2 separate regions of the Homo sapiens genome follow, and region 1 is linked to region 2. The links are chromatin loops, found by intact Hi-C in ENCODE. Cell type or tissue: ascending aorta. All regions are shown on one strand. Links, peaks and the distances in the headings refer to the core of each region. The heading gives the core; the rest is flanking DNA.

Region 1 (14,746 bases), core at 6,565-14,564, 180 kb after region 2:
ATTTGGCATTTTGACTCAATGATATGGGTTATATGTTAAATTATCCTTTTTTCAATATTTATTAGTTAGAAATAAATAATATAAAAGAAGAAAAAAATCCTGTGCTCCAAAATTTTACTTTCCAAGCTCTACACATTGATGTCTTCTCCCAAAGATACCTCAGGCGTATTTATTACAGGGGTTTGTAACATCTAGTGAATTTCTCTCTTTCCTACTAGCCGCAAACACAATTGTCAGGTTAGTAAGTTATGAATATTGGGTATTCTCAGTCTAATTATTCCCAGTCTACTCTTCTGTGTACTGTAATAAATTCAGCTGAACCCTTGCATAGATGATCTGAGGGCTCTTTAAGATCTTCCCAAATTATAACCTATTGTGTCAAAAAAAAAAAAAAAAAGCTTCCTGTTGGTCTGGGTGTGTCTGCTCAAAGCCTTGAGTTTCTTTTACAGCTACATCTCAGAAACATGGCCTTGAGAAAGCCCAATTGTAACATTTTATTTAATCATACTTCATTATTCCTATCAGTATTCAATTAATATCTATTTAGAGCCTGCCAGGTGCTCAGCACTGGTCTTGCATGGCACTGAGAATAGAACAATACCCTGCCCTCATGGGGCTAATATTCCATGGACAAGGGATAAGGGAGGGTGCTGAAGCTGAGAATGCAAGCTGGCTGGGGGAGTGGGGTGGGTGGAGAGGCAGCCCTAGACAGCACTCACTGAAAAAAAAAACAGGGAAGTCTGTGATGTGTGGCAATAAAACCCCGAACTTTGAATCAGACAACTTGAGTTTTAGACACTGCTCTGACACTTTCTGTAAGTGACAACTCAGGCAAGTTGTCAAATCTCTTTGGTATCCATTTGCTCATCTGTAAAGGAAAAACCATGTTAATTCCTTTGAATTTTCACTTCTTGCACTTAAAAATGTGAGATGATGATTTCACATTTCCTACATAACTCAGTCTAAATTGCATTAGCATTGTATTAAAGACCCTAACTAATCTCTCTAGTTTTGATTTTCCAGTTTTTACTCCCTTGACTAAGACAAGTTTTCTCATTTGCGTCTGACTGATTCTTACTGGTTCTTTAAAATTAAGCTCAAGGGAAGTTTTATTTGGGTCATTTTGATTGTTACTTCATAGATAACATAAGACATATTCGGTATATTTAAAATTGTTTACTTTGGAGGGACTTTTCGAAATGGAACTACTGACTCAAAGAGGATGACTATTTTCAGGATGCTTCTATAAATTACCAAAATGCTTTCCAAAAAACTTGAGATTCACTAGCTTTTTATGAGAATGTTTTCCTAAAAAGACCTTGGGTAATCATAAGTGTTATTACCATAGTTTTTATTTTGGCCAATTGTTTGCCAGGACTTAGGTTTCTTTACATCTCCCCTAGATAGGCCAGTTAGGAACCCCTGTTTTATTCTTAACAATTAACTTATATATGACCACAATACTAGACACAGAGAATAAAGTATTAGTTGCCACATAAATTAATGGGACATTGAAACATACAACACATTTGAAAACGTATGCTTATATATTTATGAATAAATGTATTTAGTTTGATAAAAATTTAACGTACCTGATAGCTTTCCACTATTTTTTCTAAAACATGTTCCCAATGAACAGATATCTCAGAAGATGATAAGACTTTTACACCTACTTCTGTTGGGGCTTCACTGGGAGCTGAAATTTTATGAGAACATTATATTATTAGTGAGATATTTACATTTAAGAAATTCGAATAGCATCATTTGCTATATGAATGATGTTGGACCATACTTTAATTTTAATGTTTCTAAAATAGCTTTACTATTTTCAAACTAAGTGCAATTATTTCATTACCTCTTCCTGTATTTTTCTAATGTTACTTTATTTTATGGCATTAGTGATACATGTGCACACACACATTCATTTACATAAATGTTAATATAGACATATACACATACACATTCCCACACACACTTTTACCAAATACAGAAAGCTTCATCAATTTCTATTACATCTGTGAGCAAAAAAAAACTATTTTTTTAATTTCTCTCAACTGATATGCTTAAGAAAGCCTGTTGATGCAAATTAAAATTATTAATATTTAGCTGTCAACTCTATATTATCAGAAATAGGAAATTTGGAATTATAGAAAATTGTTCAATATAATACATTTTCTCTTATTTGCTATTTGTGTGAACTAACTACAAACAGCAATATTATTAATAAAACTTCCCTTTTTATGTTCAAGCTAAGATCTTTAAAAAAAAATTTTTAAGAGCCTTTGAAACAAGTTGTAACATCCACTGTTTCCTGGGCTCAAGAAAGCTTTTATATGTCTAATCTTCCAACTGGGCATCAAGTCAAATATGTATCAAAAAGGTCTCTGTTCACAGAAAAAAAGTAACTGACATCCCTTATGAAATTTACACAAAGAAACCAATGAAGGCTTTAAGCAGGGGTGATCAATTTTTATTGTCTTTCATTAAAATGCCATAATCCTATTTAATGTTTAAAAATGTTCTACACATGAACACTGTTGACTTTCTAAAACAAGGCAAATGTGTAGCACTATGATTGATTTCTCAGCAGTGGAAGAAGAGATTAACACTTATACAAGTTTCAACACATGCAAGTTTTATGAGACTCATGAAATATTTAGGAAAGAAATATAATTAAATACAAATAGCCATGACTAAATAGATGACAAGCTATTTGCCTGAAAACTTATTTTAGCATCAAGTAAAGCAGTAAAAAGGTGAGAAGGTAACTTGTAAAATGCTTAAGACACTCATTTTATCTGTAAGATGTACTCGTTCTTCAAATTATTAAAACTGAGTGAAGTTATCATATTTCATTGTTGTTTTGTTTTGTTTTTGAGATGGAGTTTCGCTCTTGTTGCCCAGGCTGGAGTGCAATGGCGCGATCTCGGTTCACCACAACCTCCACCTCCCAGGTTCAAGTGATTCTCCTGCCTCAGCCTCCTGAGTAGCTGAGATTACAGGCTTGTGCCACAACACCTGGCTAATTTTGTATTTTTAGTAGAGATAGGGTTTCTCCATGTTGGTCAGGCTAGTCTCGAACTCCTGACTTCAGGTGATCCGCCCACCTCGACCTCCCAAAGTGCTGGGATTATAGGCATGAGCCACCACGCTCAGCCAAGTTATCATATTTCTGCTGAATGAGCACAAGCATAGAGAATATAAGTTTGTCATCAGGACTTTTCCACTGTTTGATAATAAACAAATTATTTCTACATTTTATTCTTTTGACATATTTGGTTGTGCTAACTTAAAAGTAAAAAAATACACACATACACATACACACACACACACACATATATTAAAATACACATACTTTTGTATGCAGTAAAAAATATAGTAAAAAGTATATATATAACTTTAAATATATACATATATACTTATATATACACACATATATACTTTAACATATATGAATAACTGCCTTTTATATTAAATTTTGTTATGTATATTTAAGACATATGACATGGTATTATGACATACATATATAGAATACAATGGTGTTTAATAAAAGTAAAGATCATAGGATGATTTAATTATATATTACATTTTTAACAAATACTAAAACTAATAATTCTGTGACCGATGAATATACGTGAGAATTTCTGTTGAGGTATAAGGCATGGCTAAATGTCTATCTTGGAGTGAAAACAATGGAAGTTGGGTGAACCAATAGAGCCCATTTCCTCTAATGATAGAAGAGTACCTCACACACCTTTAGTTTTCAAGCTCTTCTATTTGTGCTTCTCACACATGTGCAAAGAGAAACTTGGCCAAGGGTAAATGTACATTGCCAAAGATCAGAAGGCAATGACATCTCTATTTGTTTTTCTAGTCATTAATTATTTACACAGTGCACATGAATAAAGAAAGCTATTATTATTATTATTATTTTTTTTTTTTGAGATGGACTTTCGCTTTTGTTGCCCAGGCTGGAGTGCAATGGCCTGATCTCGGCTCACGGCAACTTCACCTCCCGGGTCCAGGCGATTCTCCTGCCTCAGCCTCCCAAGTAGCTGGCATTACAGGCATGTGCCACCAATCCTGGCTCATTTTGTAGTTTTAGTAGAGACAGGGTTTCTCCATGTTGGTCACACTGGTCTCGAACTCCCAACCTCAGGTGATCCACCTGCCTCAGCCTCCCTAAGTGCTGGGATTACAGGCGTGAGCCACCATGCCAGGCCAGAAAGGTATTATTTTTAACAAGAATATAAATAACAAAAGTATAGCAGCTTAAACAGAAATCAGAGAAAATAATGTAATTATGCTCAATCTAAAACTGTGTATCATTTGTATAAATATATAAAGTCTTCTATGACCATGGTTAGTTAAGTTAAAGTTTCTAGAAAAACAAAAAGAGCTGGTATTAGCATTGTTTTTTTCCTAAATGCCCTACAGGACAAATTTTTCCCTTTTCAAGAAAACAATTTCAACTGACCTCTTTTTCATATAATTATGTCTAGATTCCCTTTAACAAAATTTGTGTTCTGTATTGTAATAAAAAGTTACGTAAATGCTGCAATTAAACACATTTTTAGGTTAGAATTTGGGGCCATTTTACAAATAATATATATAATATATACATTACAGAAATTTTTTTTTTTTTTTTTTTGAGACGGAGTCTTGCTCTGTCCTCCAGACAGATCTGCCTGCCTCCGCCTCCCAAAGTGCTGGGATTACAGGCATGCGCCACCACGCCCGGCCATATTATAGAAGTTTTAAATTATAAACTTTATGAATATACAGACATGTTGAGATTCTGTTCAAGTATGGAGAGTTTCTGACTACAAAATTATAATCAAGAGCCCAAAAATGGAAGTCAGAGCCAATTATTTTAATGGGGATTTCCTCATACCATGGGCATGATCTAAATGATGAAAAAGACTCTAGCAACATTCTCATCATTTAGATGAAGAGGGTGATGTTTAATTTGGTTCAAAATAGTACTCATTTACTAAATGCATAATGCTATAAAAAGGTCTTAATAAGTAAGGCCTGAAAGGAAACAAACTAAATGCCTGCTAGAGAAATACGTTTTTCCTCCCTCCTCAGGTAAGAAGGTCTTTCTTTCACCTACCGTCTTGTGCTGAATTAATGACTGCTACTAGGCTGTAAGGTCCATCTCCTTTGTTGTTGAAGGCCTTGACTTTAACTTGAAATGCAGTGGAAGGGCTCATGGTTTCATCTTTATGGACATATCGGCCAGTATCAGGATTAGTAACTGTGACTTTTTTCCATTCTTCTCCATCAAATGGCTTAAATGCCACTATGTAACCAAAATTGTTGCCATAGTGGTATTCTCTTGACAAAGGCTAAATAGAAATTAAAAGATTGAGTAGGTTTTAGTAATACAGGTAACAGGGAGGAAATGCTATGGGGATAATGACACACACGGAGGCGTGCTCTTTGTAAAAACATACACAGTTCATACATTAGTGCTGGTTCCAAATGTCAGAGGAAAAACATACTTAAACATGGGATGATCTTATTTACCAAATTGTAGCCTCACTACTCCTAGAACACCTCAGGGGCCTCTCACTCCGGGCCTTTTTCCTTTCAGTTTCTTCTGCCTAGAATGTTCTCCTAGATGTTATGTGACTCCTCCCACCCCCTCACTTTCCCGAGGTAAAATCACCTCGACGTTTTCTCCGACCACAGGTTCTGCCACTGCAAGACTCCAACACAATGCTCCATGTCCCGCACCCTACCTATTGTTTTTCTTTAACCCTAACAAAGTCTATACAGTTTACTTATTTATCTACTTTATTGTCTCTCTCAACTACTAGAATACACGTTTTATGAATGCAGCGTTTTTGTCAGTTTTGTTTTCCTCTTTATCCCTAGCACCTAGAACAGGGCTTCAAGTAATATGTATTAAAGGGATGAGCAAATGAATTTCATTAGAATTGAAAGGCAATGGTAAGAGAGTTATATAAGACTCTAGCCTAGAATATCTACCTTGTGATCGAAAAGAAACTGGTAAGAGGAATAAAAGTAGGTGACAAGGAGGAAGGGACAATATTGCACTCATTTGTAGGAGGATGGCTTTGGGTTTCTATCTCCAATTCTAAAGCAAGTGCTTGGTTTTTCATCATTTTCTCAAGGTTTCTTGTCACTCATGTAAATTGCCTTATAAAGAAGTCTATGTCAGCCCTAATCACCTATTATTAATAAAAACTGACTTACAGCTACTTCTAGTGAGTACTTGTCAGTTAGCCTTTTTTGGCAATTTAGGTAAATGTGCACATTGTATATTTACTTTTTTTTTTTTTTACCAGAAAATCAAATTTAAGATGTCTTGAGGCAAAACCTTGAAGTAAATATAACACTATTGCTTGGACATACTTATATTAAATAGGAAGATATAGAAATGTGGAAAGGTCAAATGGTAGAAGCTGTATGTGGTTGCACAATATATTAATAGGTATGTGATTTTAGATTATTAGATAGTATAGCCTAACATTTCTACAATAGTTTAAACATTTTTCTTATTGATAGTTCTCTACTTAGTTTTTGGAATTTAGAGTATAACAGAATCAGCTATGAAAATTTCAAAAATAACAACTCTCGGGCTCTATCTCCAGAAACCTGAATTTGAATCTTTGGAGGAGAATTTCCAATACTGAATTTTTTATAAGGCCCATCTTATTCTGTAGCAGATATCCACAGAATTTATAAAAAGCCATAAGAGAAAGAGCGAAATGTTCTAATTTTTATAATATTTGCATTTTTGGACATTTCATTGGCAGTTAAACTTAGAAATAAATATTTTACGATTCAGATTAGTTTTTTTTTGCTAAATCTTGCTTTAAAATGTGATTTAAATGCTAAGTATAGAAAATGACTACAAAGCACACAGTGAGTCAAGTTTTGCTAAACATTCATTTATTAAATAAATCCATTTGACCAATGCAAAGAATAAAACCTGTCATTTTTTCCACAGTCTTCAAAATCCTTTGGAGCCTAAATTGTGCTCTTTGACTATCTGCAGTGATTCAACACTAAGTGTATTTAATGAATAAATGAATCTGTATAAACCATGTTATCTGGATAAATGCCAGATGTCTAAGTCAGACAGTTTTGTCAGACAACTTTTCCCACCCCTCCCAATATCTTTCCTATTTCAAAAATCCAGCCAAGATGTATTGTTTTCTAGAGATTGTAGTCTCTGATACAGAACTCTTTGACTCACGAAACTGTAATAAAATGCTTTGGATACCTCAGTAACTAGTCCCATGGGTGACTTCTAAGACTGACCTATCATGCTAGATTACACCAGTGATCAAAGTAAGCTTCAAGTGAGGAGGCAGTCTCCAATTTAAAAATGGGTTTTGATACAAAGTTTGTAAATGGAATCTTTGGAATTTAGAATGTCCAGAGACAATGTTTAAAATTACAATTAGATTACCAGACTACAATGATCAAAGTATCTCTGGAATCAGACAGCTGAATGTTTAATCATCTAGGCTAACAGATCTCTTAGCATCCAGGATTCATTCTTGCATAGGAGCTACACACTAAGCCACAGTAAGCCAGATAAAATCTGATTTGCATTTAAGAAAAAAAAATAGTAATATATTCTTGCTTGTGCAGTAGGCAGTCACTTTCATCTCAATTTATTTCAGGAAACAAAATGGGGTGGAAGTTAAATATAGATACAGCAACCTATAATATGTGCAACTCATCAATACTTACCGCCCATGTTATGGTCAGCTCTCTGTTTCTTCCACCTCCACCTCCTACATCTGAAGGAGCCACATTTGGTGCTGAAACAAACAAACAAATATATGCAAAACAACAACAAAAAGAGGGCCTGCATTTTTTTCCTGGTGTTAGAATTCTTATTCACCACAGAAACCACAAATGTTTTTCTTTTACTAGGAAAAACATACTGGACAAATGATCCACTCAATTATAATAACAATGGCTCACAGTAGCTGTAATAATCAGTTTTTCTGCCAAGATAAAAATTGATTTGGTGCCATAGGAAGTGTGCCCATTTCCTGTCCTTTCAGTTAGTATGATTTTGAAAGATTACATAGACTGTTGGAAAAAGATTTTGCCACTTTTACTTTTGAAGCCTATGAACTTCTAACAACTTAATGTTGTGTTAGTTTCATGCTTCATTCTACAAATAAATGTTAAGAAACCATGCATTTGTATTGGATAATGTTTCCCCAAATATCTAGAAATATTATAAATCTAATATCGTCTCTTATGCTCTCACTTTCAATTCCCCAATTTTTTCTGAAACTGCGCCGTCAGTGACTCCAAAGTACTCTCTCCCCCGTTCTCTTATATCATCTTGTAGTATCAGTTTCCCTGCTAGAAAGACCCTTTGTAGTCTCTGATCTTAAAAATCTTTCTGTCATACTGCTTTCTTCTTAATCCCTAAGCCATCACATCCTTTTCTGCCACTGTACTGCATGGAAGAACTGATATATGGCTATTTTTTTTTTTGTACTTCACTCCATAATCACTTTTTAACAACCCACAATATATCCAATATAGGAGTTAAGAAGAAATCACTGAGGCAGAAAGTAAGGGTATGGGAGTCCTTGGTAAGGCTTTGCTTTTTAATGAAAAGCAGCCCCAAATCATTTTCTAAGAAAGAGCAGCCTGTAAAGTCGAGCTGCAGACATAAACAAGCAAGCTGGGAGCTTGAACGGGTGAATGCCGGCAGGAACTATGGACTACACATGTTCAAGATGGCGGCTCCATCTTCCCTTTTCTTTCTCAGCCACATGTACAGTAAGAAGCAGACAAGATGTCACTGATCAACTGGAAAGCCTATTTGCATAATAAGATTAGGGTACAGTGACCAACCTTCCCCACGCACTATGTAAACATCATACCTGATCAAACCAATCTGTGAGCCCTATGTAAATCAGACACCACCTCCTCAAACCTGACTATAAAATCCAGCGCATTCAACGCCAGCCAGTCTTTTCTGCTCGGGGACCCCTCTCCCTCTACAGAAAGAGAGCTGTTTCTCTTTCACTTCTCTTCTGCCTATTAAATCTCCACTCCTAAACTCCTTGTGTGTATCCATGTCCTAAGTTTTCCTGGTGTGAGATGATGAATCCCAGGGTATATACCCCAGACAACATAGCCATTTCATACTGGGGACCTCATCCATGATACCAGCGTACAACATTAATTGAAACAATGAGTAGAGGAGCAGACTCCAACTCTGTCCTTTCATTCAGAGGCTATTGGCCTCCATTTAAGAACCAAATCAAACCAAATACTGGACCCCCTTCAGCCATAAAATAATTAGCGTGGCTGCCAGCCATATAAGACTTGGGGGACAGGCTTACTGGGGAGAACATGGAGAACCCATGGGTTGCTTGGCATATTGGCCATGTTTGAACCAGCTTCCTTTCATGGAGTACTCAGCCGTCATGTGGGGCTGGAAGGAGTCCTGGAGCAACTGAGGATTTCTGGCTGGGGCTATCCCTGGTGTTATCCAAAGGCTACTGGACTGACCCCAGCCTCTGTCCCCACTGATGGGCTATCGGCCACAAGATCTCCAACTTTCCTATCATAATTTCTTTCTTTCCTGTTGGCAACTGTCATAACTCTTATCCTCTCTGTGTATGCAATGTGTGGGAAGATTTATGGTTCAGGGAAGGAATCCTGTTTGGCAAGATCAGATAATGTCATAGTAAATGGGCATATAGCTCAAGGGAAGGTGTTTTTGTGATGTTCTAGAAACAGAGGGTACCCCCAGTGAGCATCTCTCCCTGCCCTTGTTCTAGAGAGCACATGGCATTTCCAGGTCTCTCTCTCTCTGCCCTTGATCTGGAGAGCACATGGCATGTCAAGGTCACTCTGCCCTTGGTCTGGAGAGCACATGGCATCTCAAAGTCAGCAGCACCACCTAGTGGAATAGGAATCCTCTCCTTTACCCAAGCACTCTAGCTTCCCAATTCTCTCCCCTTTTTACGCCTCTCTACTAGAAACCAGGCTTTATGCTGTTTCTGTGAATGGGAAAACTCTGCCTTCAGCAATTAGGAGTAAAATGTCCTCCAAAACCAAATTTTAGTCTTAATACTGTCCTTCCTTCAGGAAAATGGCCATTTGGTCCCTACATTCTTTTAAGATACCTATTCTGCCTCCAATTAGAATGGTACTTAATTAGTAAGGGGATTTTAAGTCAGAAGTTAACTGGAATGATTCTCTAAGGGTAAACACTTTAGCATGGGCCATAATAGCAGGATATAGAGCTCAAACCAGCACGCTTCCTCCATTAAGGAGGCGAGTGCAACAATTGCCCAAATGCAACTGTTACATAGTCTTTCCCAAGATCCATTTTTCAGAGAGCCCCAAAGTCTAGGCAGAGGACTAGAGTTGCATGGGTGAGGGTGACTAAAACCCACCACTTAGTTCCTCTGGTTCCATGGCTGGGGAAGCCACACCTGCAACCATGGGCAGCACATTTAACAAGGTGCCAGGATGCCAGGAACCATGGAGAGAAAACAACAGGGGGACACCCCCACTGTCTTTCTCCCACCCTGGGTCACATCAAAAGGAAGGAGACTAAAGGGATGCCTTTTTTTCCTTCTCTTTATCATCTAAGGCCTGTACTCCTCTGGAGTGCATTCTGAAGCACAGGGACTCCTTTGATCCTGAGACTTTGAAGAAAAAATGGCTCATTTTCTTTTGCACAAGGGCATGGCCTTCTTACTAGACCTTTGCAAGTGTAGCAATCATATCAGGCAGGCCCAAAGGGAATGATTCCCTAAGACTAGAAAAGCAACTTCCAGAGGAGCCATCTGAGAATCCCCGTTATTTGGGGTCACCTCAAGTTCCCATCTCATTACAGAATCTTAGGCAAATAAAGGAAGATTTAGGCCAATTTTCTGATGATCCTGATAGGTATATAGAACCCTTCCAAAATTTAACTCAAGTGTTTCACCACACACGGAGAGATGTTTTGCTGCTCTTAAGCCAAATCCTAACCACAGTGGAAAAGCAGGCAGTTCTGCAGGCAGCAGAAAATTCTGGCGATGAACAACATGTCTCCTGTGGTAGATTAAAAAGGAAAAAGGAGATAAGGAAGGCAAAGAAATAATGGAAACACCATTCCCGATAGGAAGGGAAGCAGTTCCTCTAAAAAAAAAAACAAACCCTAGTTGGAACACCGGTGATGCCACAGATGGATGGAAAAGGAAACACCATTTAATGCACATATTGGAGGGCCTATGAAGAGCAAGGGCAAAATCTATTAATTACTCTATACTTTCCAAGATAGAACAAAACCAGATGAGAATCCTGCAGCCTTTATGGAAAGACTGATAGGCACTCATAAAACATACCTTTATCCCCTGAATCAGTCGAGGACAGCTCATCCTAAGGGACAAGTTTATTAAAAAGGCACCTCCCAATATTAGAAGGAAAATACAGAAGGAGGCTATAGCACCAGATAGCATCTTGGAGAACCTCCTAAGGGTGACCACTTTGGTGTTTTATAATAGGGACCAGGAGGAGGAGATCCAGGAGAAAGAGAGGAAGCAAAAGAGAAGGACAGAGGCACTAATAGCTGCTCTGCAAACATACAAAGCCCAGGATCCCTGAGGTACATCTGCTAGTTTCTATAGGTGCAGCAAGTCAGGGCACTTTAAGAAAGAGTGCCCAGGCAGCAAGAAAAAACCACCTTAACCTTGTCTAGCCTGTGGAAGGAACCATTGGAAGTCGGACTGCCCCCAGAGATGAAGGTCACCGGGTTCCAAACCAGTCTCACAGATTGTCCAACAGGATTGATGGGTCCCGGAGCTCCAGTGGCTCAAACCAACATACAGCACAGGAGCCCTGGGTGATTCTGGAAATTGAAGGAAGGTAGATCTCCTTGTGAACACTAGAGCCAGTCTCTCTCTCTCTTCTCCTCTCTAATCCAGGCCTCCCCTCTTTCTGTAGCATGACCAGGCATCACAGGGCATCTCAGGAAAAAGTCTAATTCAATATTTTTCACAACCCCTTAGGTTGCAGATGGGGAAACCTATTATTGACACATGCTTTTTTAATCATGCCAAAAAGTTCCACTCCTTTATTAGGTAGAGATATTTTACTTGCAGGCAGACCAGCATCCTTATAGCCCCAGGACAAACTCTGTCACCCCCTGGTAGAAGCTAATATCAATCCAGAAGTGTGGGCAACTGAAGGAACAATGAGTTGAGCTGTAACTGCTAGGCCAGTCCAGATCCATCTTAAGGATCCCACTTCTTTTCCTAACCAGAAACAATATCCACTGAAGCCAGAGGCTAGGAAAGGGCTAGAAGCCATTACTAATAACCTGATGATGCAGGGCCTCTTCAAAACCTGAAGCAGCCCATTCAACACCCCAATGTTAGGAGCACATAAAACTCAATGGGGAATGAAGACTACTTCAGGACTTCCATCTCACTGAGGCCATAGTCACAGCCTTTCCATAGGAAGGGCCTTCAATCTGTATGTATCAGAAAGGAAGGAAATGACCTTGGGAGTTTTAACACAGGTCTGTGGACCAGCTCAACAGCCAGTGGGTTACCTGAGTAAGGAACTTAATTTGATGGTTAAAGGATTGCCAGCATGCCCCTGATCCATTGCTGCAGTGGCTCTACTGGTCCCAGAAGCCTCCAAATTAATCCTGGGAAATGACATGACTATTTATACCCCATATAATGTGGTGGGATTACTGTCCTCTAAGGAAAGCCTTTGGTTAACAGACAGCAGGCTCCTTAAATATCAAGCCCTACTATCAGAGGGTTCCACCATCCAGTTAAAAACTTGTTTTTGCTTAAGCCCAGTCACCTTTCTCCCCAAGGGAACTGGAGGACCTGAATATGACTGTGAACAAGTTGTGGTACAGACCTATGCGGCCAGGGAAGATCTCAGGGAAACTCCCCTAGAAAATCCAGATTGGGCCCTCTTCATGGACAGAGGCTCCTTTACAGAGCAAGGAGTACAGAAGGCAGGATATGCAGTAGTCACTCTGAATGTTATTGAAAGTGTGTCTCTCACTCCAGGCATAAGTGCTCAACCAGCTGAACTGATAGCTCTTACAAGAGCACTTGAGTTAAGCAAGGTAAAGGTAGCTAACATTTACACTGACTCCAAGTATGCTTTTTTAGTTCTCCATGCTCATGCTACCGTTTGGTGCAAAGAAGGTTATAAAGGAAAGAGATTTTATATAAGAAGGGATCTTGTATGAGAAATACTTGTCCTAAAGAAAATAGCTAGTTGTTTAAAAGAGAGATGTTTAGGACAAGTCAGAAGGTTTAAGCATGTCATAGATGGTTCATGGAAGTCATGAAAGGATTAGAAGGATGGTAAATACATGTCCTAAAAAGAATAGTTGGTTGTTTAAAAAGAAGGATGTTTAGGACAAGCCAGAAAGTTTAAGCATGTCATAGATAGTTGGTGGAAGCTGTGAAGGAATTAATTGCAGGAAAGATTTAGCTAGGGTTAACACTAAAATTACACTAGCCACCCAATGACATATTTCTCCCAATCATATTGCAAGTTAAAAAAGATGACCTAGACCAGAAATTATCCCCTAATGGCAAAGCAACGGGGGTATATATGTTTTTCTCAAAGAAAAAAAAATGTTGCTTTTATATCAACACTTCTGATAAAGTACAGCAACATTTGGTAGAAGCAAACCAGTATTTCATTTCATCAAAATGACTGACAGGTAACAAACCCTACTGTTATGATTGTGGCCTATGGTACCTCCACTAATAGTGGCAATCTTAATAGTCATATTCGAACTAACATTCATCTCTTCTCATTTAGAAACAATCAAACTCCAAATGGTGCTGCAGACAGAACCATACATGGACATGCCTTTCTTCCAAGGACCCTTAGATTGACCCCAGGAGGAGCCATAGCTGCTGTTCCCCACACAATGCCCCTTTATAGGAGGAAGTTGCCAGAAAGAGTCATCATTCAAATGACCACTAACAGCAATTAGGGTTACCACTCCAGAGGGGGGAACGATATAGAAGTTAAGAAATCACTTAGGCAGAAAGTAACTGAATGAGAGTCCTTGGTAAGGCTTTGCTTTTTATTGAAAGGCAGCCACAAATCATTTTCTAACAAAGAGCAGCCTGTAAAGTTGAGCTGCAGACATAAACAAGCAAGCTGGGAGCTTGCATGGGTGAATGCTGGCAGGAAGTAAGGACTATACATGTTCAAGATGGTCCATCTTCTCTTCCCTTTGTCGGCCAAGTGTACAGTGAGAAGCAGAGAAGATGGCACCAGTCAACTGGAAAGCCCATTTGCATGCTAACATTAGAGTGGGACAACCACCTTCCGCATGCATTGTGTGAACGTCATACCTGATCAAACCAATCTGTGAGCCCTATGTAAATCAGGCACCGCCTCCTCAAACCTGACTATAAAATTTGGCACATTCACTGACAGCCAGTCTTTTCCACTGAGGGACCCCTCTCTCTATAGAGAGAGAACTGTTTCTCTTTCACTTCTCTTCTGCCTATTAAACCTCTGCTGCTAAACTCCTCGTGTGAGTCCATGTCCTAAGTTTTCCTGGTGCAAGATGACAAACCCCAGGGTATATACCCCAGGTGATATAGCTGCTTCATATCCATTTCTTTAAATAACTGAAATTTCTCTTTAAAAACACACAAAACTGGCCGGGCGCGGTGGCTCACGCCTGTAATCCCAGCACTTTGGGAGGCCGAGGCGGGCGGATCACAAGGTCAGG
Region 2 (16,275 bases), core at 3,220-11,219:
TTTGACACCTAGTGTAACTCAACTATCACAACTGATTTTTTAAAATTTACAAGCATAAATAGTTTAACAAATATGGATGTGGAAATAGCTAGAAACTGGTTAACATAGTTGCTTGTGGAGACTGACTCCAAAAATTAACTTGCCTTATATTATGTGAAAAATATGACATAGGTTTACCTAATGACAGTAATTTTTTATTCTTTTATTATTCTTGAATTTTATCAATAGAATGCAAATATTAAAAAATAATACGTGTTACTAGCCTTTGTTGAACTGTGGCAAAACTATTATAACTAATATATTATTTATTAGAGTTTATAAAATCTTTTTAACCACCAACAGAACAAAACCTTTAACATGTCTACTTCCTCTTCAAGTGAATAACTTTGGAAAATTTTATTATTTTTTAAAAACAATTCATAAACTTGTATGTGTGCATCAAGCAATTAGCTACAGAAAATATTTTTGAGCATATCTTGACTATATATAAACCATAGAATCTCTTATTGTTTTTATTTTTTATTTCAGTTATATATCAGTAAATTCAAAGCATTTAGTAATGTGTCAGATTGTGCATAAGTCATACGGATAATTTTATAATATATGAACTAGTTTGTACCCTTTACACTGTTAACAAACTTACTTGTTGCACCAGGTTTAAATCAGCATGACCATTTGAAATTCAAAAATTGAGCCATTAAATTTGTTCAATGAACAAATCTTTGATCACAAAACAGAAAATAAATTATTATCTTTACTTTAAAAATCTGTTTTAAAATATGCATCTGCACATTTTAAATTGATAGATTTCTTCTCAATTTCCAATTAGCTAAAAACTGCTTAAAGTTGATTGATATCATAATGACAGAGAAACTAAAATAATGATAAGCATCAAATATTTCTAACTTTAATGATTACATAGGGATCTTTTACAACACACACCATATGCACAAGAAAAAACACACTTCTTGTTTAACTAGATATTAAAGTCACACAAATATCTATTCACTCAAAAAGCCGATAGCATCACTGAACAACTAAGCAAGAGCAATTTATTTCTAATAATCTTCTTTCTAAAATATTTCATGCTATTTAACACACAACATTCTAGAAATATGCACCTCATCTAACCCATTTCTTAACTGCAAATGTGGTCACATTGATCCATTCTACAACTATAGCATATATACATAAAATCAATGTACCCTGGTATAAAAGACACATTGAAAAATCTATATCATTGAGACAAATTTCAAGCTCTAGTCATTAACTGCTAATATATGCAAATGAAAGTGAATAATAATACCGCAGCTAGTTAAATTTCATTTGAATTTCTGTGGTTGACCTCCTTACTTTTTATCTTACAGGGTTTAAATAAGGTTAATCTGACATATATTAGTAACAGTACTATGTAGGTGTCTAGATGCACTTGATTTTCAACCATAGTTTTATAAAATTACCTCTTTAAAAAAAACAGTAGGTTTGTAACCAAATTGTTGTATGACAATATAAAAAATTCTTTTTCTTTTCTAATGTAACATTAATGAAGCATACATAATATTGTCATCTAGCTAGAATAAGTTATTTTTTAAATTGCCAATACGTATTTCTGTTGTGTCTATGTGTTTGTGTGGGTGTAACAATATATGTATTCAGTTCCATCAGTTCTTCTAATAATATCAAATGTAGGAATTTATTTTCCATTGGTAACTGGACAACTTAATATGTTTTTGAGATAATGCAGAAAGTAATAGGGACAATCTTCTGTTTAAAGTATGTTGCCCTTTAGATCATACTGTGCACATTCTAACTTTAGAAGCTACAGCATGTGAATGTTTCCACTAGACAAATTGTCAAGATGAACTGGATAGCAACAGCAAAAGTAGGTCTGCACTTTCTCGGCAACAAAACTGGAAGAATAAAAATCTTGATACAAGAGACCTCTTTAGATATAAATCAAAGTTTTTTTTTTGGCAAAAGATAACTCTTCTTTTTTTTCTAAATTTTGTAGTCGGCTAATTTATAAATGTTGTGTTCTTTTTTCCCAAAACAGCAAACTATTGGGTCTTCTATATTCTTCACTCTTACTCTATGTCGATTCATTAAAAATTCAACTTTGTTTAGTGCACAGAGGATGAATGAAAAGCTAAAACTTTATTTAAAATTTAATATAGAAAATCTGCCTCCATTCTGATAGTTTATATAAGTATTCAGAGAGATAGCACTAGTGATTATATAGCCTAGAGTGAACAGAATTTTTAAAAACAATAGTGGAGTCAAGTAAACCTTCCAAATTCCTATTTATAGCTTCACTAATCCATTGGAAATAAACTCACTGATAAAAGTAACTTAACCATTTTTGGCAACAAAAAGTAATATTATCTTAACCAGTTAATAAAATGTCAAAAGGACAGAGATGGCAGATGGCAGGGACATAAAATTTCATTAACATAACCCAATTTTACTAGCATATAGGTGCTCACTTTATCACCCCCGAATACAACAATACAGTTAAAACATACAAAGAGTTCTCACCAGGTTTTCACAACAAAGAGAAAAAAAGGTATTTCTCTTTTTCTTTCATATAAAAGATAATGACAGGAACAAGGTAGCCATATTACACCAAGAAATATTAAAAGTATTGTATAATTTATTCCAAACTCTACATATAAAATATTAATTACAAATTTAAAATATAATCATAGTTCCTCATCAGAAATGTTCCTCAACAGAGATTTATCATCCTTTTTTGAAATGTTATAATAATTAATCCTTTAATAATCAAGCAAGTGACATCATAGTTCATGGGAAACACAGGTTATTAAAACAGAGGTATTCATTAACACATTTGAAAACTTCAGGCATTTTATTCTTTCATCACAATATCTAACGAATTATATAGAATCATAATAGAGTTTTACTTCTTTTTGGAGGCAGCGTCTTGCTCTGTTGCCTAGGCTAGAGAGCAGTGGCCTACACACAGCTCACCACAGCCTTGACCTCCTGGGTTTAACATCGAGTGATCCACCCACCTCAGCCTCCTGAGTAGCTGGGACCATAGGTATGTGCCACCATGCCCAGCTAATTTTTTTGTTTTGTTTTTTGGTAGAGATGAAGTCTCACAATGTTGCCCAGTCAGGTCTCGAACTCCTAAGCTCACGTGATGCTCCTGCCTCAGCCACCAAAAGTGCTGGGATTATAGGCATGAGCCACCTCTCCCAGTGACTTTTACATTTTTTGTAAGAAAGTAAAAATGATAATGCCTTTACTGCTACTAAGAATGTATATTCTAATAAGCACCACACCAAGGTAAAGTGGTAAATTTGAAAACTTAAAATATCCCAATCTTTCTTGCATGGATCATATACATGTTTTATCATTGTCTTACCTCCATGATTTTGTCATGAATCTCCAGGCCATCTGCTCTGTCAGCAGGTCCATTTTCTAAAATTTTTGAAACGTAAATTCCTTCAGTCGATGTTCCTTCCTGATTATTCTATTTTTAAAAAATCATTAGCAGAAGAAAGATGTAAGCAAAATTTAAATATTATTAGGGACAATTTACCAAATGTAACATTACCAATCCTCTGTAAACCTGCAACTCTCTTAGCTGGGGATTTGGAACAGAATTTTAACTTACTTAACACCAACTAGTCATTAATCAAGGTGGCAGTTTTAATGAATGAGTCCAGGGTCTCTGACAAGATTATCTATTTACTTCACATTTTTGAGTTCACATAAAAAAGCTATGGGAAAGGGCATGTACAAGGTGAAATAAACTGGCTTTTAAGTATTATTTATAAAACATCTCACTTCTAAAGAGAGACAGCAAGTAAAAGGGTGATAAGGTTAAAGAAGGAAAAAAACATATATCTGGTTCCCACTGTATAACTGGTTTGAGATGTGGTAGAGTTTAGAAATGTAATTTAGCTTTTTGATGTGCCAGATTTAGAAACATAGCTCTAGTTGTGTCTATTCACAAGAGACACTGGTAGCTTACTCAAGTGTAAAATCCCAAAAGATCACATCTAAACTGCAAGGGAACCTATGCAAAAGGGAACCCATGCAAACTCATCGTTACATATTTCCAGGTGCAGTCTGACTCATGATTAGTTAAACCTCAAACATAGCCAATATGGTAAAAATAGGACATTTTAGCCAGTCACAAGAAGTCAAAGCTTATTTAGGGGAAAATATCCAACATCCTATAATAATACATTATATAATTTTAAATGTCATTTGACTTCATGACAGGTTAAATAAAATTATTTCTCTTTAGCTGTCCTTATCATGAATTTTAAGAGACTTTTTAAAAAGGCCCGATGTCATCTAAATGTCAAATACCAAAATAGAATCTATAAAAATATTCCTTAGGGAAAATGATAACGAAAATGCTATGATGAAAAGGCTTTCATCTTAATAAATGAGGACTGTTTTAAAAAGAGAAGCACAGCAGTCATTAGTTGCTAAGTTTTCAAAATACTAAAAACAAGGAAGAAATATGTCACTGCCATCCTTACCTAAACAGAGCATATGGCCAACAACACTAAGACAGTTTCCTTGTACAACATCTGCAATGCAGGATGCAAAAATTTCATGGCAGTTTATTGAGAAAAATTAAAGAACATCATTTTTTAAAACTTAACCACCTTTTTCCAGTTACGGTGAAAATTAAGTTGACACAGGAATTCAAAGATATAAAAGAACTTTGCAACTACAGTATATTCTATAAGTTTAAAATATGCATTTTGAAAACAATTGACATCAACATGAAGAATATTATTCATGCAATCAAACAAAGAACTCGGTTTGGGGAGCCAAAAATATTTCTAATCAACTGTTTTTCTTTAACATGGTACTTCCTATTGAAATCAATCATCCCTTGTTTCAACTGTTCATTCATTCATTCAATATAATTTTCTTCCTAGTCTGTATTAGCATCTTCAAACTGAGTAATTGCACTTAATAAATAGGTTTAAGCAGGCAATACAATTGCCTAATATTATCAAATAGAAATTGCCTACACATGGTATTGTGAAATAGGTTTATTCAAGAAATTTGCCAAAAGGACAATAAAATTTAGATAAAATGTGAAATGTACTTTCCTTTTCTTCTTTTAAAGTAGCAAAGAGAACCAAGTTTGCTAGCTGTTGTTTTTTGTTTTTCTCAAAAATAAAGGCCAGGTGCAGTGGCTCAAGCCTGTAATCCCAGCACTTTGGGAGGTGAGGGAGGTGGATCACTTGAGATTAGGAGTTCGAGACCAGCTTTGCCAACATTTTGTATTTTCTCTGCTACAAATACAAAAATTAGCTGGGCGTGGTGGCACACGCCTATAATCCCAGCTACTTGGGTGGTTGAGGCAGGAGAATCAATTGAACCAGAGGCAGTGGTTGCATTGAGCTGAGATCACGCTACTGCACTCCAGCCTGGGCTGCAGAGTGATACTCCAACTCAAAAAGAAAATAATTTTTAAAAATTAAAAAATAATAAAATCAGAGCCAGGCATGGTGGCTCACACCTGTAATCCTAGCACTTTGGGAGACCGTGAGGTGGATCACTTGGGGTGAGGAGTTCAAAACGAGCCTGGCCAACATGTGAAACCCTGTCTCTACTAAAAATACAAAAAATTAGCCGGGTGTGGTGGCAGGAGCCTGTAATCCCAGCTATTTGGGAGGCTGAGGCAGGAGAATTGCTTGAACCCAGGAGGAAGAGGTTGCAGTGAGCTGAGATCGTGCCACTGCACTCTAGCCTGGGCAACAGAGCAAGACTCTGTCTCAAACAAACAAACAAAATAAATAAATAAATAAATAAATAAATAAATAAATAAATAAAATCTGGGTATGTACTGGAATATTTGCATTAAGAAATCTGATATTTGATCACAAGTATAATTTTAAAGATTAAACCACTTGTTTTTCTTACTCAAAATCCACAAACAAAAGCTAAGTCCTCTATTATTTTATAAGCAATGAGTAATGCTTATTAATGCTTATTTTATAAGTAACGAGTAATGCATTAACAAGGTGTTTTACCTGATTTGGTCGACCTCCTATAATATTGAATCCCAAAGTGTCATTTTCTCTTTCTAACACAATAGTGAATGGCTTATGCTCTCCATCCTAGAAAAAAATGTATAAAATGACTTAACCAGGTAAAAATATAAAAGAAAAATAAATCCTACAATAAGTTTTTATGTACTGTAAGTTAACTGACATGTGAAAAGAGGAAAACTTTAAAATTAAGGATGGTTGAATGTGGCAGAAGGTTGACATTTTCCTATACTTACTTTGCAAGTATGTATTTGAAAAAGAACAACTGTGCATGTGAGGGGAAAAAGCCCTATTTTCAAAAATTACTAAATGGCTTTGCATTTTGAGACAGGAAGCTCTTTTATCCTAATGCAGTATCTAAATCTGATTTCACTGCAATTGAAAACAGATTTCTGGTTAAACCTTGGAGGTATCTTTATTTTTCCCTCCATTACAGAAAAGTAAAATATAAATTATCAATAGTGTAAAATTTTTATTTTGTAAAGTCTTAAGGAATTTAAGAAACACTGGAACTATTTATAAATTATAGTCATAACATTCATGTTGCTGTTGTAATGCAGGATCTGTTAGGCTACTGTAGTCCTAATTTTAAATAATATTCCTATTTGGTTTTGCATAATTCCTGCAGAATAAAAAAATAAGGGTTTGTGCTAGGTAAAGTAGTATGTATTTTTTCCTGCTGGCCAAATAATAGTAAAACAAATATGAATTATAGCTACAATGTTTATTAGTAAAGACTAACTTACACATAGGATGAATTAGTGCTGGACTAGGTGGGTTTATTCATGGTTGTAGATGTTATTAACCTTTACTTGGAAACTATTTCTGAATGATAACATTCAGAACATATGCATCATCATCACTGCTATCAGCATCAAGATATTTTCCCAGGAGCTTTTCCCAGGCAATGCGCAGAGCAGCCCCTACTGGTAGTAGAAAAACACTTCTGAGGAACACATAGAAGGTTTTGGCTAGTCTGCAAATCATGGGCAGTTTTTCTCACTTCTCAGAATCATAGCTTGACTTGTTGCATGGACTTTTCTGTAATATTATTCTAGCTGTTCCTCCTTTCCTTCAACCATTGGTTTCCTACGACCTTGAAACCTGGACTGGTAATACAAAGCTTCTATCTGTGCTTTTCCCCGGGTCCTCCCGTTTTGTAAATTTACCTGTATATATGCGTATATGTATATGCATATATGAACTAGAGAAATACTCCTTGAAACCGGTCGTTTAATACACAACGTGCTTCCATTCATCAAGGTAGAAACATTTTAGTCCCTCTCACTTCAATTTTCTCTTTTACGTTCAAGACGGGCGCTTCTAAACTCAGTGCCTGAGTTAGAGGCAGTGTGGAGCAGCCAGTCCCAAATGGGAATCTTTCTGGGTTGCTCCTCCCCGGGAGTGCTGAAGAATGAAAACAGCTCCTTGAATGGTGCGCAAATTCTGCTAAATCCCTGCTCACCATGGCAGCGACCAACAATGTCAGACACTGTGCAGAAGTCCTCCAGGAGAGAAGTAACAGCTTTATAAACAAGCCTCTTCACACGGGATGCTGCAAAGAGGCTTGTTTATTCGGTATGAAAGCCGGCGGGAGGACCAGGAGCGCAGTTCGGGGCCAGCAGCTTAGACAAAGAAGGGAAACAACCGCTGCCTGGGGGCTCGCAGGGCCGGTCTGACCACAGATGGAGGTTCTCGGACTGGACTTCCCAGGTCGCACACACACAATCTCAATCTCTCTCTCTCTCTCCACCAATAATGAGATCCCGAGGCAAGGAAGGCTTATTTAGGGAAAGTCAGAGTGATGAAATGAACTCTGCAAGTCTAAGAAACCCCATCTCTCAACTCCTGAGGCTGTCCTGGCCCCAACGTGCCTCACAGTCCCCAACTTAATAGAAGGCAGTTGATTCAGGCAGTGGCAGCGCAAGTGTCATCAACGCTGACACCAGTCCCAGGTGTGCGTGCGCGGCTGCCAGGGCCGCGGGGATGCTGGTGGCCGCGGGAGAGGAAAGGCTGGGCCGGGAAAGTCTTCGCTTTCTGTCTTTCCTTCTCGGATTTGCTTCAGGCACGGGACAAGTGCTCAAAAAATAGGCAGAGACGGTGGGCAGGAGGGTGAAAGATGGAAAACGAGAGTCTGGATGGAAAATGAGTTTTCACAATTCCTACTTTCCCGGGGGAAAGTTAGAATCGAATCTGTTTAACTCTTTCCAATCGTAATATAATCAGAAAAGGGACAATCCTTAACTTCGACGCCAATCCATTCGTAAGATAATGACAGGAAAGTATGATCAGGGTGTGGATGTTTCCTGCTGCATAGTGAGGAAGGATGCCCAATTCCAAAGGAATCCTGAAGCGTCAGAAAGAACCGCTCCTTTTCCCACCCCAATCGACCATGCCCGCGGTGCCCACCCCCCTTTGCTTACCCTGCGGTGGCCGCCACCGAGGTCGCCGACGAAGTTGCGGACGTGAGCCATGTATTGGGTGAACTTCTCCTGGTACCTGCGCGCCGTGAGCTGCACCTCGCCCTGCAGCGCCCAGAGCTGCGCCAGCAGCGCCTTCTCGCGCCGCCTCCAGGCGAGGACCCGAGGCCCGGGTCCCCGCCCGCGGCCCCAGCGGCCGCCCGGCGGCCCCCCGCGCGCGCCCCCGCCCCGGCCAGCCCTGGGTGTCGGACCGCAGCCCCCCCGCGCGGGCACCTCACCACCGCCCAGCCCCGAAGCGCAGCCCCCGCGGCTGCGGAGCCGGCGGGCAGGGCCGAAGTCGCAGTGCTCGACGTGCGCCTCCAGCTCGTGCAGCCTGACCGAGTGGCCGCAGCCGCGGGCGCGGTAGTCGCACTGGACTCGCAGCTTCTGGATGAGGCTGCGCAGCGGCAGCACCCGGTACAGCTCGCCGGGCGCCAAGGGCTGGCACTGCAGCGGGCACCGGCGCCTCCGCACCGCCCAGGGCAACAGGCAGCTGGCGCAGAAGACGTGCCCGCACGGCGTGCACAGGGGCTCTTCAAGCACCTGGCCGCACAGTTTGCACTCCAGAGCCGGGTCCACGGCTTCTGCGAAGCGCTCCAGGGCAAAGCCCATGTTAGGGATGGGGAAGAAAGGGGGAGCGAAAGCAGAGTCCGTCTTCTCCGAGCCCCCCTGCCTTCCCCGGGCCACCCCCGGGGCAGCCGTCTCGCGGCGGCGGCAGTGGAGGGAGGTGGCGGGTGGGAGGTGTGATCTCACTGTTTGTTTGGCTTGAAGTTTTCAGGCTCCTGCTAGGTCCCCTGATTTCGCCCGTATTGACGCTAATAGAAGTAACCTCCAGAGACCCCCGCCTCCTTCGTTGCCCTGCGATTTATGTTCTTTCAAATTTTGGCCGCCCAGCTTACAATGGTCCTTGGGAACACTGTGTTCTCCTTCGCCTGAACAGTGAACTTCAAGCATCGAGGCGCCTCGCCCTGGGCAGGGCTGCTGATGGGTAAAGCGCTAATGTTGAGAAACAACTTTTAAATTCACCACAATGTAAGCTTCGGGAGAGCAGAATCTTTTTGTCTGTCTGGTTTTCCGCTGAATGCCCATGGCCCGCCCGGCGTCGAGTCTATCTCCAATATGTTTGAAATCGAAGCACTTTTGTTCTTTCACATCAAAACTACAAAATCAGAAGTTAGGAAACTGTGACCTTAGGAAATCACTATAAGGAAAATAACACTAGGAAATCCACAGGGCCAGGCTTCTCAAACCGTGATCCAGAAATCAGGTGAGTTAGAATGGCGCGATCCTTGACCTAGCAGCAAAGATGGGGAAAAAGTCAAGGGCCCGCCTCAGGACACTGCCTTCTTAGGGAGCCCATGAACAGCCATGCAAGGCCTCCTCCCGAGTGAGGAAGCTGGGATTCTGAGTCTGACTCCAGGTTCAGTTGCCACAGCATCCATCTTCTACTTCCACGGGCGTTTTACTACTGGGGACGGGAATGTGATCATTTGGGAACCTGGAAGGGAAAATTAAAGGGAAGGATGATGAAAGAAAGCAGTGAAATAACATATAAATAAAATCTTAGTGGCTGCTTCCTTCTACTTACCCTGAATGAACCCTTTGGATCCAAATTGCCTCCCCTCCTAGTTTGACTCCTCAAATTGTGTAGCATGACAAGCCGTCCTGAAAACACGCAGTAGGGCGTCATTCCAAACCCTTCTTACTCCACTTCCTTTACCATCTTCTGAACCTTAGGAATGCAGAGATCCTGTCACCTGGCTGCATATCACTTACTGCCATTATCCTGAAGCTGCCACCAGATGCTTGGGTGGGTTTTATAAATTAATCATTGATGATTCCTTGCTGCCAGTTGAGCCTTGTTCCTGGAAAGCTTGTAATTCTCTATGACACCAAATGGCATCAGTTGGAATTGATGAGAACAGCTCCAGACTTTGTCTTTTAAATCCTTGGAGCTAACTGAAGAATTAGCAAAGACTAATAATAGAGGCTAATAACCTTCTGAGCCTTCTTGCTGTTTGAAAGATGAGATTTTGTTAGTTGTTCAATAACCAGTGATGATTGGTGTGCTAGATGTTTGATATGCTTTTAAACTCTTTTTCAAAATAAGATGCTATATTTCTCATTTAATATATATAGATTCATATGTGATAAAGTAACATTTGCCCCTATGTTCCAAATTTCCCCCCTCTTTCGACCTGTCTTTCTACAAATAAATAAGCAAACAATGAATTACTGATTAAATAAGAAATCATTTAATATTAACAGCATGAAAATATTTTTGTGAATTGCATAAACTGGAAATACATGTTCTAGAATTTATTAAAATACTTCTGGGCAGGAGAAATCTATTCCTTTTTTTAGCTATAGAAAAAGTTGTGACTTACAGCTATAAACATTTATAATTATAACCATGCATATACAGTTATAGCTATAGCTTGACATTTATTGGTTTTACAGTAAACACAATGACACTGACAGCATTTTTAAAAAGAGAGAGAAGAGATGGAATCCAAAAATATTATTTTGAGACATGAGACTGTTAGGACCATGAGACTTCAGTTACTTGGAAAAAAAAAAAGTTCATATGATATCCTTGGTATACCCATGCAATTCCTATAGCAAAAGTAAGGAGCATGAGCAAATTATGTTATGACTAATTCCAGGATGCATAACATTTTTATTATTAAAGTAAAGCAGATGTCAAAAACGTTGTCCACAGAGAATAGGAAGTTCCAAAATGAGGGCATGTAAAGTGAAACTGAGTAATGAAATAGGCCAAACAGAACAGGAAAATCTTTTACGTAATAAAATAAAAGCCTAAGCATTTCCAAAAGAGCTAAGTATAAAGAAAAAACATGACAAGAATTGAACTCTAAGAGAATGGACACACCCAAGTGAACCTCATAAACTTTTGCCATCTGGAAACATTGTGGCATAAGTCTGTGACATCAGTTGAGTCAGATAGTCTCGTTTCACTTCCCAGACTGTAAAATATTTTTCTACATATTAGCAAAATTGTAATATCAGTGAAAAGCTTGAGTGAGCTAGGAATATGGAGCCTAATTAAATGGAAGTAATTAGCTTGGGTAAACAAAGAAAGCACTTTAAATGAGTTTAATATATGCACAAATATTTCAGCAAAACAGACCCAGTAATATTTAGATGCTTTTTGGCAAATTAGACAAATTAACACCTTGCATCTTTAGCTTGGGCATACTCTTATGTTTTCACTGATCATAATTGTCTATCATCTAAACATCCCTGGATAGTGAAAATTGCAGGCTGAATACTAACACTTGGGGAAGAGCTGAAAGGAAACCCACTGTCTTCTTGTTGGGCAAGGCCAACTTCTAGCTGTGTTGTGCGTTGTAGCCAAAACCAAGCCTTTTACATTTCTCATAACCTTTTGTTCAGCCTGGAGCTGAGATTGTGCTTTGCCAGCCAAGAAACAAAGGAAAGACTATGAATTCACTTAGCTTATTTCCAAGCCAAGAATCATGGCTTGATTCAAGTTATCTTTAAGCAGCAGTTTGGGAGGCCGAGGCAGGTGGATCACTTGAGGCTGAGACTTCGAAACCAGCCTGGCCAACTTGGTGAAACCCCATCTCTACTAAAAATTTATTAAAAATAATTAGCCAGGCATGGTGGCAGGTGCCTGTAATCCCAGCTACTCAGGAGGCTGAGGCAGGAGAATCGCTTGAACCTGGGAGGCGGAGGTTGCAGTGAGCCGAGATCACATCATTGCACTCCAGCCTGGGCAACAAGAGTGAAACTCCACCTCAAGGAAAAAATAAATAAATAAAATAAAATCTTTAAGCAATCAGTAGTTGGTTGAGTATTTTCAGCTTAGTAACTAGTTTTTGCTTTCATCTGCTATCAGCAGTCATATATTCATGAAAAGAGATTAAAACATTAAGTTGCTAAATTATTTGGGCCAATTCCTAGTGCAGTAATGAAACTGGGATGTGCCTTGGGTGTTTCCAGTGAGAAGAGGCAGGGTTCCATCCCAGCTCTGAGTCATGCCTACTTCCAAGAATGAATCTAGGAGTATTGGTTGTTGAGTCAAATGCTAAAAGTCCCAAAATAAAATACTGTATTCTAAGACTCAAAAATGATGAATGGAGAGGTAAAATGTGAAAGAGAAAGATTTTTTTCACCTCATGCACAGATAATGCTTTGTCAAAACCAACTCATTTGTGACTCTTTTTCATGTTTTATTTATTTAATTAAGGGCCATGAAGTTGGAAAGGTTGGGGGAATTTTTCAAAGAATAGGACCTTAAACATTTATTTTATATGTGTTCATATAGCATAAGTTAGTACTTTATATATAACAATAGTTTTTCAATTCTCTATTATATAAACTTTCTCATAAAGAAAATTTCATCATCTATGTTTTTCTTTTCTCAATTCCCTGGTCATTTATCATAAATTAGTACTATTTCTATAATTATCCCAAGTGCTCTAAATGTAATCTGTAACTATACTAAATTACTCTGGTAGCTGAGGCAAAAGTACTTAGCCACTTTAGGTCAAAATATTTCCTGTGGAATACATTCATTTGTGTTGAAGTTAATGGACTTTGTTCTTATCTTGATAATTTTTCCATCATAATGTGGGATCAGATTTGCACCTAGTAGCATAAATGACTATGTTTGTAATGCATGAGATAATAACGAGGTCACTTTGACAGTACAGAAAAATTCCAAACTTGATAAGAACAATAAAAGATACTTTGAAGTTGAGTTAGTTGAAAGTTTATTAAAAATGAGGCAGATTTTTTTTATTTTACAAAAGTAGGCTGATAATATATTATGTTAGAGAAGTGATACATTTTGGATATGTTTCACTCCAAATTATACATAATCAGTTAAATCCTGAGAACACAGAGCAGTATCAATTCTTATAATTCCTGTCTGTTGACACATAATCCATTAGGAGTTATTTGCTATTATCTTGCTTTCCTGCTGTCTTTGGCAAAATGTAGTTGGAAGGGGTATTATGACAGTACAGAATGCCATTTTTAAGGGGAATAAAGTAATATGAATAAAACAATTATGTACACCAAAATTGAGTAAATAATTTACAATAATTGTGCAGTCTCTGCAGGAATGAATTATCAGACACAGCAGAATGAGGAATTTGAAGAAAATCAAATTAAAGTGAGGTATTAAATTAAAAATTGTGGCAACTTAAAATTAGATTACAGACTGATTCTTCCAAAGTCACCCAGACATTAGGAAGGGTACTATTATTCTTTTTAAGAAGGGACTATTGTGAGAGATGGTTTATAGAGAAAAATAGATTAAATTCTGCATTTAGTTAACTTTAATTTTGTGTTATATCTTGTGGGTCATAGTCACTGACAAAGAGAGATGGTATAAAAAACAACCACAAGCTAATAGATAATAACTCTTACTATGTGACAGCCACAGCACTACATTCCCTACATACACAATCTCATTCAAATCTTCCAATGACGATTTTGAGTGGGTACTTTTATTGTTCCCATAACTTGACCAAGTTCACACAAATCAAAAGTGGCAGATCCTAGGCTTAAACTAAGATCAGCCTCACTAAAGAACTCAGACTCTTAAACGCTATATTGTATTGGCTTGTTTTTCTTACACTTGCCATGGGGTTATTTTAGAATAAAATATGCTATCGAATGAAATATGTGAATGGACTCTGTAATTGCATTCATTTGATTCCATCGTTTAAAAGCTCTCTTTTTGTTTTGCTTCCTCTGATGAGGGAAGTTCCAAGGTCATGTTTATTAGAGGCCTTTGAATAGTTTATGTAAATGAGAATATCGTTTAACTGTTCTATGCAATACCAATAACCAATATGGCTATTTTAGACCATTTTGTTCCACATAACTGGTCTTAAATAGCTGAAAGTTTTCTATGTAATAAACCAATTGCGTATGTTCTTTAAGTTTTGTCTTAATAAATCAATCACTATATATTTCGGTCAAACTCTTACTTTGTGCTTCGTTCAATAAAAATTTTCTATAGTAATATTTTTCTGGATGTTTCTGCAAAATTACAGCAATTTTCACAGAATTTTGAGATGTGAGCTCATTAAGTCAGCTTCTTGCTTAGTGGAAGAAAAGAAATTATTTTGTCAATTGTCATTTTTTACTTTTTATTACAGTGATGTGGAAACCACAATCTAAAACCAATGTAACTAAGGTTTGAAGACAAAACCAGGAAAAATATCACTGATCTCATTTACCATCAGTATTTCTTTGGGCTTCTGAAGCCACTTGTTTGCTCGTTTATCCCAAACTCAAAGGAAATCTAGACATAATTAATATTATATATTAATAATTTATTACATGAAAATATAATTTTTTAAAATAATGGATACTGGAAATTCCACATGGAAACTCTGTTGACTAGAACGATGTCTAAGAAACAAAGAGATGCTTTTGCCATGACTTGTTCTGCCATGCCATAGATTTGACATAAATTATTTAATTTCAGTATAATCTCATCTATAAAATGAAATCATTGACACCTGTATCATCCTACCTCCCGGAAATCTTGAAAGAATAAATAAACTGTGGTCTGAGGGACAGCTTGTTATAATTTCTGTTCTTTTACATTTGCTGAGGAAAGCTTTACTTCCAACTATGAGGTCAACTTTGGAATAGGTGTGGTGTGGTGCTGAAAAGAATGTATATTCTGTTGATTTGGGGTGGAGAGTTCTGTAGATGTCTATTAGGTCCGCTTGGTGCAGAGCTGAGTTCAGTTCCTGGATATCCTTGCTAACCTTCTGTCTCATTGATCAGGATCAAGAAACTCACTCAAAACTGCTCAACTACATGGAAACTGAACAACCTGCTCCTGAATGACTATGGGGTACATAACGAAATGAAGGTAGAAATAAAGATGTTCTTTGAAACCAACGAGAACAAAGACACAACATACCAGAATCTCTGGGACACATTCAAAGCATGTGTAGAGGGAAATTTATAGCACTAAATGCCCACAAGAGAAAGCAGGAAAGATCTAAAATTGACACCCTAACATCACAATTAAAAGAACTAGAGAAGCAAGAGCAAACACATTCAAAAGCTACCAGAAGGCAAGAAATAACTAAAATCAGAGCAGAACTGAAGGAAATAGAGATACAAAAACCCTTCAAAAAATCAATGAATCCAGGAGCTGGTTTTTTGAAAAGATCAACAAAATTCATAGACCACTAGCAAGACTAATAAAGAAGAAAACAATGAAGAATCAAATAGACTCAAAAAAAAAAAATGAAAAAAGGGATATCACCACCAATCCCACAGAAATACAAGCTACCATCAGAGAATACCATAAACACCTCTATGCAAATAAACTAGAAAATCTAGAAGAAATGGATAAATTCCTCGACACATACACCCTCCAAAGACTAACCAGGAAGAAGTTGAATCTCTGAATAGACCAGTAACAGGCTCTGAAATTAAGGCAATAATTAATAGCTTACCAACCAAAAAAAGTCCAGGACCAGATGGATTCACAGCCGAATTCTACCAGAGGTACAAGGAGGAGCTGGTACCATTCCTTCTGAAACTATTCCAATCAATAGAAAAAGAGGGAATCCTCCCTAATTCATTTTATGAGGCCAGCATCATCCTGATACCAAAGCCGGGCAGAGACACAAACAAAAAAGAGAATTTTAGACCAATATCCCTGATGAACATTGATGCAAAAATCCTCAATGAAATACTGGCAAACCGAATCCAGCAGCACATCAAAAAGCTTATCCACC

What was found. Hi-C counts contacts between places; a loop is a spot of excess contacts. Peaks named below come from ENCODE experiments on the same cell type or tissue, not always from the same donor. Only the 100,000 strongest peaks of a DNase experiment are listed, where the experiment ranks them.
Region 1: a loop joins it to region 2, with 2.1 times the contacts of the local background. A loop is called at or near these places in 3 of 110 quality-filtered maps.

What each region holds. Positions count from the first base shown.
Region 1 is chr12:41,007,287-41,022,032 of GRCh38, reverse strand. It overlaps CNTN1 (contactin 1), which reads right to left. Exons shown (of 24, transcript NM_001843.4): 18 at 7,735-7,805; 19 at 5,117-5,351; 20 at 1,593-1,696. Among named protein-coding and RNA genes, the nearest start is that of PDZRN4, 170 kb to the left of the region's middle. In ascending aorta, for the core only: a CTCF peak has its summit at 9,924 (motif pointing left); no DNase peak of the experiment used is centred there.
Region 2 is chr12:41,181,302-41,197,576 of GRCh38, reverse strand. It overlaps PDZRN4 (PDZ domain containing ring finger 4), which reads right to left and starts at 9,257. Exons shown (of 10, transcript NM_001164595.2): 1 at 8,474-9,257; 2 at 6,033-6,119; 3 at 3,389-3,496. The coding sequence starts at 9,121. It overlaps LOC124903069 (a long non-coding RNA gene), which reads left to right and starts at 9,345. Exons shown (of 2, transcript XR_007063563.1): 1 at 9,345-9,776; 2 at 10,247-14,547. In ascending aorta, for the core only: a CTCF peak has its summit at 6,968 (motif pointing left); DNase peaks (open chromatin) are centred at 6,963, 7,486 and 8,826; H3K4me3 peaks cover 2,801 bases; H3K27ac peaks cover 2,426 bases.